2 separate regions of the Homo sapiens genome follow, and region 2 is linked to region 1. The links are chromatin contacts, found by Hi-C or POLR2A ChIA-PET in ENCODE. All regions are on one chromosome and are shown on one strand. Each heading gives the region's core, a stretch centred on a gene start or an enhancer-like site at or near the end of the contact. The rest is flanking DNA. Distances are from core to core; before and after follow the strand shown.

Region 1 (2,988 bases), core at 10-2,509:
ACCTCAGCCTCCCAAAGTGCTGGGATTACAGGTGTGGGCCACTGTGCCCGGCCTGTAATTATAGAATATTTGATGTGGGAGCGAATACAGGTGAAGATACTGAAAACCGTGTAGCTTTAAATATGTGCAAGAACTTCATTGTTTAGAGAAGCAAAGGGTAGTTGAAAGGATGCTGGGAATTAGAATTAAGACCCATGGGTGTATACCAGCTGTGTGACCTCAGGCAGGTCTCTTACCCTCTCTCAATCTCAGGAAACTGAATCAGAATATGATTCCTGTCCTATCTGCTGCATGGGATAACCTGAAGTCTTGGGGCTGTTGCCATTAGTAAAGCCCCTCATGACCATGAACTACCACAGCACCACTGATATCCTCCCCAGCTTTCCTCTCAGGTGGCTAACAGCAAAAGCAGTCTTGCTGAGGAGGCCACAGGGTGGACAGGAGTTGGTTGGGAGAAGGGACATGACGGATCTGGAGGAAGGCAGGCCACAGAGTCCCAAATAAGGCAGAGGAGAGATGGAAGGTGCCAGATGAGCAAAGAAAGGCAGCTGCTGGGAGGACGGGGAAGGGGAAGGGCAACTTTGTCTCTGTGGCGATTTAGCTTGGGCTCAGCACTGCTGGAAGACCCTGATGGCCTCACCTTGAGCTGACTGAGGAAGGAAGGGGGCCAGGCGTCCTTTCTAACACCCCAGTTCAGTTTTCTCCATGGAGTTGGGTTCCAGGATACCAGGATACTCTCCCATTCTCTGATTACACATGTCTCGGCATCTCTGGGCAAATGAGCCACCTGGCTCCCGGTTTAAGTAGCCAAGAAAGGTGGATATTTATTTTAGAAACCATGCTTGCAAACTTTATTTTTAAGGCTGTGACATAATATTTGGAGCTGCACTTCTAAGCTGTGGTGTTCTAAACAATTCAAAATGAATAGAGTCTCTACTTTTAACTTTTCTCCTGAAGTATAATCAAGGCTGTAGCTATAATAAAACACAGCTGTGGCAGCAGCAACAGCGGCAACCAAACTGTGTCACCAAAAGAAGCAGTAGCAGACAACCACTCTCATTCGGCACTTACTATGTGCCAAGCACGGTGCTAAATGCATTACCCCATGAGTCCAATCCACAAAACAATCCTGCAACATTTCTGTGATAATCTCCACGCAATGGGTTAGTTCATTTCACGTGAAGCAAAATTTTGCCATGTGCCCAAGTTGAGATAGCTAGAGGCGAGGGCTGCATTTGACCTCAGCTCAGGCTAACTTCAAAGCCCTTTGTTCTTTGCCCTGTGCTGTTCTATTGTGTAATGGAAATTTCTCATTTTTCTAAGGTGAGAATGTACTGAGTGTCCCCTCTCCAGGAGACAGGCAGTGGGGAGAAATATATTAGTAAAGCTGAAGGAATTTTAATACTTCCTTTTCAGTCTGAGTGTTAATGGGCTTTGAGTCCCACAGTGGCACTGACATCACCGGGCTGCTGGTACCCAAACATAATTTTTTTTTTTTTTAAATCTCCTAAACAGATGCAGGCAAATATTCATATTTGGCAAGTAGAAAGGGGCAGCAGATTTTTATTTTCCAGCTTCTAGGACATTTTTAGGTATAAAAGTAGGAAGTTTCCAGCCTTTCACTTACTTTTGGGGGGCTCTTCAGGGATTTGTGTGCCACAGAGCAAGAAGAGAAGGTGGGGGTTAATGGTAGTTTCTGGTGAACAGAACAAAATGATCACAGTGAACCCTGGAAGCAAAGTAACAGGCTGGGATCTAACACGGGAACAAATGAAGAAATAAACTAAAATTAGAAAGACATTAAGTGCCCTGATGATGATTTTTATGTAATTTCCCAACTACACAGTGCAACCTACAATATGAATTTCCCTGTTATTAAGCCAGTAAAATCCAGCAGTAGAACCAATGAGCACATCAATATAATTTGTGCACAAGCAAAGGTGATTCTAACTGAGGTTAAGTGCCTTTAGTCCAAAAGGTTTGTTTTAATCTAAGTTTAACAGTAAAGGGGAAATGAGAGAAACACAGAGCAACAAAATCCTCCCACAGAAGTATCTAAGTGTCCATACAAAGCACATTCATTCCATCCAATCGACCCATGGGGACGTTCATGTCTAAAGTATAAATTGGAATTTAGAGACTTTATGAAAAGCTGTTTTTAAGCTCAATATGCCCCAAATGAGAAGGTGTCAATGAGTGCTTAGGGACTTTTAAATTCAGAGATTATTCAATTGCTCTATTCTACAAATACACTTATGAAACTGTCATAGGAAAAAAATGCTGTGAAATAAACATTAAAAAGCATTCTCAAACAAAATCAAAGACATGTTTTGCCCATCACTCAAGGGCATGGGCACATAAACATAACCTCAAAGAGCAATACAAAGAGGCTCCCTGTGTGAATTCACGGCCAGTGGTTTTCAGAAAGAAAGGAGCTGGAATGAGGGGGTGGCAGCAACAGTACCTTCCATGGTGTTTCTGTTACAGACACAGGGTAGGGGCACCCAGTCTTGGAGGAGGCCAATGACCCATGGGAACCTAGCCTAACCTCAGGGGCATCCAGGGTATACTACTCTCCCTTCCTCACAGCACCCGAGTCATAATTCTGGCCTACTTCTTGTCTTCCATTTTCCTTCTGACCTCCTGACCCCAGTGTCTCCCCTATCCCTGGACCCCCTTCTTTGATAGCTAAGGTTTGGCAAAAGTAAGGTCCAAACCCCAATACATGTCCATCTTTGCTTCTCCCTCTTAACTGGGCTTCTGTCATGCACAACTCCCCAAGACACCTGCTCAGCTCAGCCTTTTTCACTGGCAAAAGCCCTAGAAGATCTAATGTCTTCTGGGGGAGGGAACTGGGAAGAGGAAGCAGCTTATGGAAACACTGCTGTCTAAACAGGATTAAAAGCATCAATTCTCATGTCACGCCTGGGCTGTTAGTCAATACCAATGTTTCTCTCATCCAGGTAGAAAACACAGCCTCCAAGAAGT
Region 2 (3,235 bases), core at 208-2,707, 64 kb before region 1:
AGCAGAGGCGGCCCGGAGCAGACAGCACGAGCTGGGGGTGGGGGCTACACCACCTGGAAATCTGTCCCACTGTCACACCCACGCTAGTTTACAGAACCTGGGCATGTGGCTCGAAAAAATGACAAGACATTTATGATGGGGTGGAGAGGAGGAGAGCTGCACATTCGGCACGACTCCTCTGTGCCGGAAACTGTGCAAGGCGCTCCATATATTTTTCTCATGGAACCCTCCAGGCAGGAGGTGGATGTTTTTAAAACTCCCATTATACAGATGAAGGAGCTGAGGTGCAAATGATGATGTAACTTTCCAAAGTCACATGACTCCTAAGTAGCAGGGATAAGAGTTGAGCTTGAATTTATGAGGCCCTAAAGCCCAAATGATACTCACTAGGGTTCACCCTAAGGAAGCGGAGAACACGTCCTCAGAGCGAGGATGTTACCTCTGGTTCAGTCCTGATTCTATTTTGGAAAGCTCATCTATAAATAGCTTCTCTCCTGCTTTCCACCTTTCCACAGGGAATCCACCCTCTCTCCTTTTATGGCGGCGGAGGGTCATTGGGTAGAAACCTTCCCAGGGATACTAGCTCTGAAGATTGTGGGTGAGTGCCCTGCCCTGGCCTGAGGTGGGGGTGGTGGGGATATGTTTCTGCCTCTTCCAGCCATTCCTGCGGTCTCCGGGGACCCAACCATTTGTCCCAAATCCACCCTAATTAGGGAAGAAAAAGGAACTACTCTTTCAAAGATCTGTAGATGCGCAGTTGGCTGCCTTTCTTATTCCTCTCTGCCCACTAATTCCAAAGGCATCTGACAGGGATGCCACTCTGGTGAAGATGACAGGAAGTTTCCTGCCGTGGAAGCAACTGCCTGTCTAAAAAAAGCTCTTTTTAAAAATGCTCAACTCCGAACTAAGAGCTTGCAGAGAATGTGTTATGGCTGCTGTTATTTATTTATACCACCGACTTCCAGAAAGGATTTTAAGTGGCTCACAATAAAAACACAGCTAGATCTGGGGAGAGATAGTACAAATGAAGAGCACGGTCAGCTGCGAGACTGGCTCAGAGCGCCCTCCACCCCGCGGTGGGCAGCAGGCCTCCGGAAGGATGCCCAGTAGTGAAGGGCCACGCTCTAGAGATAAAATCGTGTTTCTGTTTTTCTGCCTGACTGGGAGGTACAAGAAGTCTCCACAATGTGTTTAGGAGGGTGGGCCCCAGTTGAGGACTGGGGGTGACTCACCCCCATATTGGGGTGGATAGGAAAGGGCCCTGGAGGCCTGCAGGGAAGCCTCTCTCTCTTAGGCCAGAAGCCGAGGCTGAGACTAGAATTGGAATGCACGATAGTTTATGTGGGAGGAGATCCCAGGAAGCACTGGAAGAACAGAGTGGGCAGGGAAGGAAGGCGGCCAGCGGAGATCATCACTGTGGGCAGTCAGAGCTCGATCTAGTTGGGAAACTCTGGGACGTGGTTTAGAGGATACCTAAGAGTATCCTGCCCAACGAATAAGGAAGCTGGGGGGGTTTATCTCTCCACGTTCTGCTCATCAGTGGTGAGGGACCGCTCGCAGGAGTGGCAATGCCTCACATGTGAGCCATCCTGTAGGAATCCCGGTCACACCAGGGCGCATGTTCCAGGAGCGGCAAATGCTGTACGTTGTGTTTGTCCTGCCCTCCTCCAGGTTAGAGTGGGAGCTGTTTCACCTGATTACTAGGTGAGTCAGGGTCTGGGGATTGACTTGGCTATGCTAAGATACCACCTGGAGGAGGCGGAGGGGGACCCTGATGTAGCAGTTACTGGCCCTAGGTATTGCCATATAAAGTCGCTCACCTCATGACCTGGATCAAAAGTCTCCTCTTTCAGGAAGACCTCCCCACTCTCATCTCTTTTCCTCTGACTTTCTTGGAGCTACAAGATTGATTTATTCCTGGGTCACAGCTCTCTCCTCCTAGCTAGATGCCGCCAATGGCCCCAGCTTCCATTCTCCCTTTTTGGCAACCCTCTCAAGGGATTCTGTGTATAGTATACTGGTTAAAAGAGCTGCCCTGGAGTCAGACTGTTTAGGTTCAAGTCTCACCTCTGACCACTTGTTGACTAAGAGACAAGGGGAAAGTTATCGAGCCTTTCTGTACCTGGCTTTTGCATCTGTAATATGAGGGCAACGAAACCCAAATCACAGAGTCCTCATAAGGAATAAAAGAATTAGTATACTTATAGTACTTAGCATGGTCCCTAGTACATAGTAAATGCTCAATAAATATGAGATGTAATAATGATTACAATGATAATAATAAAGATTTTTGACCACAACCATCAATTACTGTTCATTATTTACAGACTCCTCAAGTGGCACTCAAGACTCCGCCAGGCTTTTCCCATTCTCACTTCCCACTTGCTCTCAACTCAACACAGTCCACCATTGCACAGCACCTGTTTTCTCTCATCTTCTCTTTTCGCCCCTTCCCACTGTGCCAGCCTGAGTTCCCTCATTTCTTAGGTCAAGACGCCCTCACCTTGATACACAGCTCAATACAGGGCCTGAAATGCCACTGAATGGTTGGCAATTAGTAAGTATTTCTAAAAGAAATAAATGGCATACTTTCAGGTATTGGTTATTCATCATGTTACTTTTCTGTATTGTCAGATGCACCCAGCATGGGGGCCAGGTCTCTGGAGGGTCAGTTAGTATCCAGTAGAAGGTACGTGTCTGGATGATGTTTCTGCCACTCCACTGCTGGGTAGATATTTTTGGGTTCCATCACAGCAGCTTTTCATAAATTGTCTCATTTCATCCTCCCAACTATTTCACATTATTCCCATTTAGAGATGGGAAAACTGAGGCTGAGAGACGTTAGGTAATTTGTTCACCGTCATGGGGCTGATGGTGGCTGAGTAGGACTTGAAGTACATTCGTGTGGTTCCAGGCCTCTGTTCTGGATACATGGGGTCACATTCCACTTTCTCTCCCAGGTGAAAATGAAAGCTCCCTTACAGTGTCCAGTCTTGTCCTGGCCTGTGTCCCTGCTCTGGGATGGGACAGTGTTCCCCAAACTCAGTGAAGACTGGTTGAGGTTAAGCCGAGACTCTCCCTCGGCCTGGCAGACATGCCAGTGTTTCTCCTGGCTGACACCAATGGGCGAGGTGGACCCCAGAGTGCCACCCTGGGTGTTGCTTCTCAAAGCCCGGCTCATTTGCTCTTCAGAGTCTGGTCTGCAGACCAGCAGCATAAGCAGCCTGGCAGCTTG

Evidence for each region. Hi-C counts contacts between places; a loop is a spot of excess contacts on that map. ChIA-PET counts read pairs that join two places held with the same protein, here RNA polymerase II (POLR2A). Pooled maps may share reads with other maps.
Region 2: a map of psoas muscle shows a loop between it and region 1 (2.4-fold over the local background). The contact joins two enhancer-like sites. A Hi-C loop is called at or near these places in 6 of 168 maps with a recorded cell type or tissue (Right ventricle myocardium inferior, chondrocyte, endothelial cell of hepatic sinusoid and 2 more) and 3 of 50 pooled maps. POLR2A ChIA-PET finds 5 or more read pairs at or near these places in 2 of 52 experiments (AG04449 and WTC11).

The regions. Positions count from the first base shown.
Region 1 is chr3:25,507,407-25,510,394 of GRCh38, reverse strand. All of the region lies in intron 3 of RARB (retinoic acid receptor beta), which reads right to left. Among named protein-coding and RNA genes, the nearest start is that of RARB, 81 kb to the right of the region's middle. Within about 2 kb of position 1,259, at least 5 of the 41 ENCODE cell types and tissues checked have a DNase peak (open chromatin) inside an H3K27ac peak, as active enhancers do.
Region 2 is chr3:25,571,338-25,574,572 of GRCh38, reverse strand. The region is part of intron 4 of RARB (retinoic acid receptor beta); the gene reads right to left. Among named protein-coding and RNA genes, the nearest start is that of TOP2B, 92 kb to the left of the region's middle. RefSeq lists enhancers at 588-1,115, 1,116-1,644. Within about 2 kb of position 1,457, at least 5 of the 41 ENCODE cell types and tissues checked have a DNase peak (open chromatin) inside an H3K27ac peak, as active enhancers do.